Linked DNA regions of Homo sapiens: region 1 is linked to region 2. A link is an interaction called in ENCODE POLR2A ChIA-PET data of the cell type or tissue named here. Cell type or tissue: GM12878. All regions are shown on one strand. Links, peaks and the distances in the headings refer to the core of each region. The heading gives the core; the rest is flanking DNA.

Region 1 (5,379 bases), core at 303-5,302, 420 kb after region 2:
CTAAATCCAATTATTTTTGGCAGTGATCAGCTTCCTGCCGAAAGCATTTGAATTTTTATGCCAGCTACTGATCTGTTCCAAACACTGTCCTCGGCCTCCTGGAACCAGTGCTCTCACCATTGCTCCCATGCAGTAATGGGACATGTGCCCACGTGGTGGCTTTCCACAGGACACTAGGGCCAGAAGCCATGTAGCTGGCTAACCTGAGAATGTCCCCACTGTTCAGTCTGCAATTGCTTTAAGGGGTAATATCTTCTTTAAAAGATTCTGATTATTATTTGGAGATGATGGAGGTAGAGAAAAAAACAAGTAAAAGAAAGATATTGCTGCTGTGCAGTTGCCTAACAGTCTTCCCTAGTCACGTGCTAAACCGTGTAACTAACCTCTCTGTGGGCTGTAGTGGCAAACCTGTGCAAATCTGTATTTACTGAAGTAGCGTTACACAGACCTCTGTTCTTGCCATGTATGTAATTTTCATGTAAAACCATTGTCTGTATCACAGATGGCTGTTTAATATTAGTGTTACTTTTTTTCTTTACCTTTTGTAATGCTCTTGTTTCCTTTTCAGGAGAATGAGAACTCAGTTCTAATCTTGGTTCTACAGAGTAGTTTTGTGACCTTGGGACTGTTATTTAAACTTTTTAGACTTAAATTTCCTAATTGTGACATAATGAGATTGAATTAAATATGTCTAAGCTTGCCTCTATTACAAAAACTCTGTGATTCTTTTTCTTCGTATTTTGAACTTCTTCTAATCGAACAAAATGTTAATTTAAATTGTCCAGAGGTGATAATGCTAAAAACTAGATCTTATTTTGAACTGCTGGGATCCCATGTTGAAACTAAGACTCATGAGTTTTCATTTTCTCTTCCACCGCTTCCTGTAGCTGACTATAAAGAAAGCTTCAACACTATCAGTAACATCGAGGAGATTGCGTATAACGCCATTTCCTTCACATGGGACATCAACGATGAAGCAAAGGTGGGTGGTGAGGTCTGGGCGCCTTATGTCCAGCCATTTGAGAAATGGGAGGAGTTTAATGATTTGACAACTGATTTTTTTTTTTTTCACAGTTTTATGTGTTTCATTCTCAGGTGTTATGAAACTATCCTCTTCCCTTTTTATTCTCCCCTCCTCCAAAACAGATCATTTTTGTTGCCATCCTTTGCACAGAGTCCAGTGTGTGAAACATTGAGATTAAGTTGCACTCTGCCACTCCTGCCTGTTCAGCCTTGAGTCTGACTCCTCATTTGCTTTGCCTCATTTCCTCATTTGCACAGTGGAGGTGATATCTGTCTCCTCCCTCTATTGAAGGAGGTGTAAGGAGTAATGAAACAATGCCCATCAAACTGTTGGAGTGGCTTTGAGAAAGGCTCTTAAATATAAGTGATTATTAGTAGTACTCTGTTTCATATCATCACCTTGTAAATATGACTCTGTGTTAAGATTCTTCTGTCTTGGGCTTTTCCCATTGAAGAGTTGCCTCCAGTTCAGTTGGAGTAACTCTAATTGGCTAGAGTTACTCCTTGTGGGCGACTCTAATGGGAATTTTTGTGCCCTTGAAGAAAAATTCAGCATATTCCTAAGTCCTTTCTGCCTTGCCCCTGCCTTCTTCCCTGTGAGTGTGATCCTTCTCCACTCAATTATTAGAGTTCCTGTATTTCTTTCTTTCTTTGGATTACTTTAAAAACTGGGAGCTCAAGAAACTGAATAGAGGCCAGAAGTGGTGGCTCACACTTGTAATCCCAGCACTTTGGGAGGCTGCGGCGGGTGGGTCACTTGAGGCCAGGAGTTTGAGACCAGCCTGGCCAACATGGTGAAACCCTGTCTCTACTAAAAATACAAAAAGTAGCCAGGCGTGGTGGCACACGCTTCTAATCCCAGCTACTCTGGAGGTTGAGGCAGGAGAATCGCTTGAACCCGGGAGACGGGGGTTACAGTGAGCTGAGATCACGCCACTGCACTCCAGCCTAGGCAACAGAGTGAGACCCTGTCCCCCCCAAAAAAAAGAAAAAAAAAACTCAATAGAAACATAGGTGATTTTTCAGACAGTTGTTAACAGAAGACTGATCTTTAGTTTTCCTTACAATATTAGGTATAGCATTCTCTCAGAGACCTGGTAGAAAGAAGTGATGTTCATCTTCTTGTCCTTTCTCAGTCTCTGTTTTTTACTTTTTCTTTTATTTATTCAATAAGAATTTTAGTAACTTTTAGAATAAGACACTGTATTAGGTGCTGACTATTAGGGTTTCATTTTATCCTGCCCCAGAATGCTTTTGAAAATCATGTGACTGGGTCTTGAGAGCCATGTTCTGCTTGTATTATAATTGCTTTTCTTTCTTATCGTTGTCATCATGTCCAAGACAAACATGTGCCTTTCAGGCTGCAGACTCTAGGCAGTTGGGCCCACCAGGCAGTGAGGAAGCTTTAGGTGATTGTGGCTTTAGAAGGGTTTTCCTGCCAACCACCTCAGTCACATACAATTGTCAGGTGGCTGCATAGTCCGGAGTTTGTTGCTTGGCTAAGCAATAAATAGAGAAACTTTCCATTTTATATAATTGTTGTTACAGTTGTTTTGAAATTAAATATCATAATAGGACTCAGTCCACTGGCTACTACGAACAGCCTATGAAAAGTATTGGCCTTGTGCCCCAGGATGCTTTTATTCTTAAAGCAAACTGGAGTGTTACTTGCTGTTTGCCATTGGGGCCTCACTGAGAAATTGTGGAGGAGGCGATAAAGAGCCCATAAGTCCTGAGTTCCCTTTTCCAACTTATCCATGACCTTGGGTTAGTCCCTCAGTTCACTAGCTCAGTCCTTTCCCCTTGATCCCCCAGGAGAGTCACGAGGTTAGAGTGGCCAGCTCTTCTTCGTTGGGTGTGGTCAGGATTAATAAGCGCTTGTCATAGGCTTGGAGATCTTGGCCGAAAGGCCCAGCGCATGGGCAGGGCGCTTTGTTTGTTTGATGTGTCACTCTTTGGGGTGGGAGTAATGAAAGCCAAGATGACGGGTAGGGATAATGGCTTGTTTTATTCTGAAGGCCTGCAGCATATTTGTATTAGAAATATTGTTGGAGGAGTGGCTTAAGTAGCCTTAATAGCATTGCTAATTGATGTAGGTAAACTCAGTTTCATTTCCCCTTTCAGACCCCCAGCACTGACGTGATTTTAAGCCTTTGCCTGCCGCCAGAAGGGTGTTGTGCCATTTCTTAATGAGGCTGCTGTCTTTTTGAAGCTGATATCAGGCAGCAACTTCAAGCATGTGTTCTAATTAAGTATCGAGGTTTTTTGCTTTCCCTGGCCAACTTGATGTTTTCTGTTTTTATTCTTAAAGTAATTAATGCCTCAGGGCAGCAAGAGTGAACAAGTGTACATGCAGAATCCTGTATAGTTGGTTTTTTTTTTTACTGTTTTCTGAAAATATCTACTTTCTTTGCCCACTTTCTTGTTCTCATTTAGGATGCATTTGTTGATTTCTTTTTTTAATTGTAAGATTTATACTTGGCACATAATAATTGTACATATTTATGTGGTATTTGTTAATATGATTTCCAGTTCTTTCTCCCTCACAAACATAAGGGTTTATTGGAGCTATGTGGCATTTCCTCCCCTCCCCTTTTAGTGATCTCTAATGTACCCTTTTGGCCATGCCAGGATGAGTAAAACTGAAAATCTGTCAACATCTGAATCTTACCTGTAGCTTCTGCTTCTCCGTTTGGAAATGATGATAGTTTGAGGATGTTTTGGGTTGAATTGTGAATGCTTTGGCTTACATTCCACTTTGGGAAAAACACTGACGAAGCTAGGACCTATCTTACACTGGCCCTGTGTGCACTCCATTCATCACCATAAACATATGTCTGCCATTGTCATGGAAACTTTCGGAAGTTTTGGAACTTGTGAAAATTTGTTCGTTTTCAAAGTGGTGGAAGAGAAGGAAGTTGCTTTTTGAAAAGCAGAAATGTCTCAGAAACAGGCCCTTAGTGGGATTTGTCTGCTGTGTAGACGTATTTCATTCCTTTTATTGTCCTTCCACAAAATTAGATTTGTTTGGGTAGTTAAGAGTCAGAGGTCTCTGGACAGGTTAAAGGCCATGAGGCGTTCACATTTCATTGTGAAATAATCAGTATTCTTCCTGATGCACAGCTGAGATTAGCTGCTTGAGGTAATTTTTGCAGAGAGAAGAAGCAATTGCCTTTGAAGCATTAAAAGATGGAGCTTTGGTAAGATGCTGAAGTTTAGGATTTGCAGGACAAGATGAGGGCACTGGTCTCCTGCAGAAGAGAGGCCTAGGAGCTGAGGGGAGGGGTGCATACAGCGAGATGGGAGAAAGATACACATAGACTCAGCTGGATCAACATTTTCTCTGGAGCCAGCGATGCAGCTTTGCAGGAATTCAGAACTGAGCCCAGCACATATCCGAGAGCCTGCTGTGGACAAGGCGTGGGCTGGATCTAGGCTCCTGCCACTAGTTCCGCAGGCCAGGTAGATAGTGGCATAAGTGTCCCCATTTGTGGGGACAGCCTGAGATCTTAAATATGACATCATGTTTTCTTAGGAAAAATGTTTTTATCCCACTTTAAAAATGAACTTTGGGAACGCAATTTATAAATTGGGGCTATTTGTTCTGCAACAATTTCAGTATTTCCAAAACAAGCGAGTTTAGAATAGGCTGAACTGAATGGACTGCGCATCTTGGCCTAGAGTGTAATTTCTTGCCTGAGTTGTAAATCTTAAGAGTCTACAACAGCATTGAGATTTGCTGAGTGATAAGAAGCAAGGGCCTCTCGAAGCCTGAAGATCTAAAATAAACAGAGGAAAAAGAAGTTAGGGAGAGAGAATTAACTTCTTTGAATGCCTGTTATATGCTAGGTGCTGTGCTAAGGTGCCTCACCTATGTCCATAGTTAGTGGGGCATGGCTGCCTGCCCAGCACCCATAAAAAGCACCCAGTACTCCATGCTATTACGTGCTTGGTGCTTGGACATCCAAATGAGGCCTTCTGAGGAAGCTAAACTCTAGACCTTGAAATGGATAGAAAACATTCTTGACAGGGAAGATTACTTAAAAATGTAGGTATTACTATTAATAGAGCAACATTATGGACTCACTAATATAAATAAGAACACCTTTGCTAGTAAGAAATAATTTATGTTGGATTATATTATAACGTTTGAGTTGGATGAGTAACATTTAAGCACAGAGGAGAAATTATAAACTAAAAAGCTGCTGTATTGGAATCCAGTGAAAACCAGCCAGCTCTGAGGGAGGCCTGTGAGCCAGTAGGCACTAAAGGAGGGGATGTCTGGGGGTGGTGTAGGGACACCTTTGAGAGAGTCAGCTACCCAGTATGGCAGATGGGAAAACAGCTGCGGTCAAA
Region 2 (5,379 bases), core at 185-5,184:
AGGCTGAGAAGGGAAGTGGGAGTGGTGGAGATGAACAGAAAGTGGTTAGTGTTACAAAAATACAGTTTGATTAGTAAGTTCTAATATTTGATAGTACAGTACAGAAATTATAGTTAACAATTTATTGTATACTTCAAAACAGCTAGAAGACTTGTAATATTCCTAACACAGAAAAGATGTTTCAAATGATGGGTATCCCAATCACCCTGATTTGATCACTACATATTATACACAGGTATCAAAATATCACATGTACCCAAAAAACACATATCACTAAATAAAACAAAAACTCAATTTAACCATACAACTGCCAAGAGACACCCCCCACCTTTCCCAAACCCCTTCTTTATCCTCTACCCAATACCCTACCCTCCTACCCTCCTACCCTAACTGGCTTCCAGAATGCTAGCAATTAGGCCTTTACCTTCCAGAGGAATATGGAAATCTGACAATCTCTAATGAAAAACCTAAGATTCTGATATCAAAAGTTTCCCAAATGAGGCCATGCATGGTGGCTCACACCTGTAATCCCAGCACTTTGGGAGGCCAAGGATCACCTGAAGCCAGGAGTTCCAGACCAGCCTGATTAACATGGTGAAACCCTGTCTCTACTAAAAATACAAAATTAGCCGGGCATGGTGGTGCATGCCTGTAATCCCAGCTAGTTTGAGGCAGGAGAATCGCTTGAACCCAGGAGGCAGATGTTGCAGGGAGCTGAGATTGCACCACTACACTCTAGCCTGGGCGACAGAGCAAGACTCCATCTCTAGGCGGGGGAAAAAAGGCCGGGCTGGGCACGGTGGCTCACGCCTGTAATCCCAGCACTTTGGGAGGCCAAGGCAGGGGGATCACAAGGTCAGGAGATGGAGACCATCCTGGCAAACATGGTGAAACCCAGTCTCTACCAAAATACAAAAAATTAGCCAGGCGTGGTGGCGGGCACCTGTAGTCCCAGCTACTCATGAGGCTGAGGCAGAAGAATCGCTTGAACCTGGGAGGCGGAAGTTGCAGTGAGCTGAGATCACATCACTGCACTCCAGCCTGGCGACAGAGCAAGACTCCATCTCAAAAGAAGAAAAAAAAAGCCAAAAAGGGCTATTTTTTATTCATTACAACATCCTTGCCTCACAATACTCAGCAAAAACCTTGCACATATCAGCACTCACATGTTCACAAACTGCACGAATTCTCAGTGCTGAAATGCAATATGGTCCTTTAGTTCTTCAATTTCCCTGATACAGGTTGGTACATGAACTCAGTTTCATTCAAGATCATAATCACTCCTACTGACTTAGGAACTTAACCTCAACATTATAGTTTCATTGTCAATAATATAGCCCAGTAGTTCTCAAAGTGTAGTTCCCAAACCAGCAGCATCATCATCAACTGGGAATTTGTTAAAAATGCAAATGCTCAGGTCTCCCCTCAGACCTGCTCAAACAGAAATCCGCCCAGTGGGATCCAATAGTCTGTGTTTAACAAGGCTTCCAGGCAAGGCTGACACACTCAAATATGAAAATCACTGAACTGGCTGGGCATGGTGGCTCACACTTGTAATCCCAGCACTTGGAGAGGCAGAGGCGGGTGGATCACCTGAGGTCAGGAGTTCAAGACCAGCCTGGCCAACATGGCAAAACCCTGTCTCTACTAAAAATACAAAAAATTAGCTGGGCATGGCAGCAGACGCCTATAATCCCAGCTACTCGGTAGGCTGAGGCAAGAGAACTGCTTGAACCTGGGAGGCGGAGGTTGCAGTGAGCCGAGATCACACCACTACTCTCCAGCCTGGGCAACAAGGCAAGACTCCATCTCAAAAAAGAAAAAGAAAAAACCACTGAACTAAGCTAAAGGAAGGTAACAACTCAAAGTAAAGAAAAAAACTTTAGCCACAAAGATGTTCATTATTCAGCCTTGCCTTATTTTCAAGGACAAAAACCAGAATGATGGTAAATTAGTAACTGTGAAATGGTTGGATGTTGTAACACTTCCAAAGACAGGGGAAAAAATCTGCAACTATTTTAAATGTCGTTCACAAAAGGTTTTTAAGAACATGGGGCTGAGGGCGGTGGCTCGCTCCTGTAATCCCAGCACTTTGGGAGGTCAAGGTGAGAGAATTGCTTGACCCAAGGAGTTCGAGACCAGCCTGGGCAAAATAGTGAGACCCTCATCTCTCCAAAAAGTAAAAATAAAATTAGCCAGGCATGGTGGCATGTGCTTGTAGTCTCAGCTACTCAGAAGGTTCAGGCGGGAGGATCACTTGAGCCCAGGAGGTCAAGGCTGCAGTAAGCCAAGATAGCACCACTGCACTCCAGCCTGGGTGACAGGATGAGACCCAGTCTCAAAAAAAAAAAAAAAGAAAGAACATGGAAAAATACATATGTTATAATGTTAAATATAGATTTCAGAAATATTCATATTGTATAATCTTAACTATGTATAAAAATAGGTCTAGAAAAAATAAGCACAAGACAGTAACATCATTGGTTATTTTGGGTATATTTTCTATAATAAGCACTTTTTAAATGTAGCTTGCTAAAGCACTTTAAAATACTTAACTAATGCATTTCAACTGCAATTGATTCTCTTTTAATAACTGGATATCTCAAATTGAAGATTCTGAAGCCATTACAAACTATAGTAAAAACAGTTCTTCCTTTGGAGCCAAACTGTAGCTACGTACTACTGCTATTGTGTTTTCACTAACAAGTAACCTCTCAGGTACTCAATATTTCACTGCACTTCACTTCCAAAATTCTAACCACTAGTAATCTCAATTTTTTACAGGCTTTACAACAGAATTTATATTTCTCCCCATTTCCCAAGAGTTTATCTCTTATCCATATCCAATTCTCTCAATAAACTTAAGTATAAACCACCTGCTTCTGACAGTAGAGTTTATTACAGTTAATACCAGACACTGCCGCACTGTCTATCTCAGCTCAGTGTCTGGCCATATTCTTTTTTTTTTTTTGAAATGGAGTCTCACTCTGTCGCCAGGCTGGAATGCAGTGGCGTGATCTCAGCTCACTGCAACCTCCGCCTCCTGGGTTCAAGCGATTCTCCTGTCTCAGCCTCCCAAGTAGCTGGGACTACAGGTGCACACCACCTATCCAGCTAATTTTTGTATTTTTAGTAGAGAAGGGGTTTCACTGTGTTGGCCAGGATGGTCTTGATCTCTTGACCTCGTGATCCACCCACTTCGGCCTCCCAAAGTGCTGGGATTACAGGCGTGGGCCACAGAGCCCAGCCCATATTCTCTCTTTAAAAAACTACAATGGCTGCCTACTTCTCTCTAGAATGAGAGCACCTTCCTTACTTTCTACAAGTTGCCACAGCAGTCATCATTTTGTTATCTTTTTTGTCATCTGCATTTTTTGTTGTTTTTGCTTTTTGTTGTTTTGTTATGTGCTTTTGTTATCTTTTTCATCCCCCTACCCCTCCTTTCTTGCACACACATTCTACACTTATTTTTTCTCTTTTCCACCAGACTCCATTTACTTGATTATTTAACAAATATTTATTGAGAACCTCCTACCTTTCAGGCACTAAGGATACAACACAGAGAAAAAGAAACAGACTTCCAGTATTGTGACACTGGAGGAAAGACCAAAATTATTATAAAGTACATCACAGACCAAGACAGAAGTAGCCACAGAAAGTTATGCACAGACACAGCAGGGGCATGATCCCTGCCTGCTGAGTCAAAGATGTTTTCCCAGGGAAACGGTTTTGAAGACCAGAAGGATGAGGCAGCACCCCAGAGAAGGAAAAGAAAGGAGAGGCCTTAGGTCAAGGGCATAACATATGCTGAATTCCACAAAAAATAGAACACAACACTTAAAGACGTGAAAGCAACTCAATGAGGCTACAGTGCAGAGCAGTACAGAGAGAATATGAAGTGTGAGGCTGGAGAGTCAGGCACTGGTCAGGCCATGAAGGGCTATGGAAGGAAATCAGGGATTCTGGGCTTTGGATAATGGCAATAGCTGTAAGTTGGAAATTTCATTATAGGCCAGCTGTGGTGGCTCATGCCTGTCATCCCAGCACCTTGGGAGGCCAAGATGGGTAGATCGCTTGAGCCCCAGGAGTTCAAGACAAGCTTGGGCAACACAGCAAAACCCCGTCTCTACCAAAAAAATAAATAAAATAAAATACAAAAATTAGCCAGGCGTGGTGGTGTACACCTGCAGTCCCAGCTGCTCAGGAGGCTGAGGTGGGAGGATGGCTTGAGCTCAGGAGGCAGAGGTTGCAGTGAGCTGATATCGTGCCACTGCACTCCAGCCTAGGCAACGAGGCCAGATCCTGTCTCAAAATCCAAAAAAAAAAAAAGAGAGAGAAAGCCAAGGTGGGCGATCACTTGAGGTCAGGAGTTAGAGACCAGCCTGGCCAACGTGGCAAAACCCTGTCTCTGCTAAAAATACAAGATTAGCTGGGCGTGGTAGCAGGTGCGTATAATCTCAGCTACTTGGGAGGCTGAGGCATGAGAATCGCTTGAACCCAGGAGGCAAAGGTGGCAGTGAGCCGAGATCATGCCACTGCACTCCAACCTGGGTGACAGAGTGAGACTCCATCCCCCCCAAAAAAGAAAGAAATTTCATTATGACTGCAGTGTGGAGAATGGGCTAGAGGGGAACAAGACCGGAATGTAGGAAATCTGCTGGTAGGCTGCAGAGCAAACCAAGTAGAAACCACTAAAAGACTCCTAGGTTGTGGCTCACTGTGATTAAAAAAAAAAAAAAGAAAACAAAACAAGAGAGGGGCTGATATCAGGAGACAATTGCATGCTGAAAGATTCTGGAGTTTTGAATGATAGAGCCTTGGGAGAAACAGAAATGAAAACAAAAGATTCTGGAGTTTCATATTCTATTTTGTTCCTTATACACAGTTGCAATTTCATTGCTCATTTACATAGGACTTCCTTTGCATTAAGTCATCATGTCTAGTTGTGTTACTGATGAGCCACATAGTGATTTTCAGCAGGGAGAGTAAATCTATGTTATCACAAGATTCTTAACACTGACATCAGCGGTAAAAAGTAGCCAATACTTTGTTCCTTCTAAAGGTTTCAAAGAAGAATAAAAAGAAAACGGGGCTTTCAGGCCTGTAACAAAATGGCCTTCTGGTTGTAGCTGTGGAGTTGCCTACAGAAGATTAGATAAACCTTCCACTCTCCCACTTCTCTTATATCTGAATTGTTTTGTCTCTGGGATAAGCTTTTATGGCCATTCACTTTAATGCATTGACATAAAGTATATCCATATTTTCTTCATTAAGCCCAGAGCTGACATTTTTAAGCTAAAACTAATCGTGAAACTTTAAAAAATTATGTATATGGCAGGTCACAGTGGCTCACACCTGTAATCCCAGCACTTTGGGAGG

The links. ChIA-PET counts read pairs that join two places held together with the same protein. Peaks named below come from ENCODE experiments on the same cell type or tissue, not always from the same donor. Only the 100,000 strongest peaks of a DNase experiment are listed, where the experiment ranks them.
Region 1: POLR2A ChIA-PET joins it to region 2 with 8 read pairs; 1 of 35 experiments calls an interaction of 5 or more read pairs at or near these places.

What each region holds. Positions count from the first base shown.
Region 1 is chr2:9,964,400-9,969,778 of GRCh38, forward strand. It overlaps GRHL1 (grainyhead like transcription factor 1), which reads left to right. Exons shown (of 16, transcript NM_198182.3): 8 at 888-982. Among named protein-coding and RNA genes, the nearest start is that of GRHL1, 15 kb to the left of the region's middle. RefSeq lists a silencer at 1,246-1,345. In GM12878, for the core only: no CTCF peak of the experiment used is centred there; a DNase peak (open chromatin) is centred at 3,192.
Region 2 is chr2:9,543,758-9,549,136 of GRCh38, forward strand. The region is part of intron 1 of ADAM17 (ADAM metallopeptidase domain 17); the gene reads right to left. Among named protein-coding and RNA genes, the nearest start is that of ADAM17, 9.4 kb to the right of the region's middle. In GM12878, for the core only: no CTCF peak of the experiment used is centred there; no DNase peak of the experiment used is centred there; H3K4me3 peaks cover 1,566 bases; H3K27ac peaks cover 3,423 bases.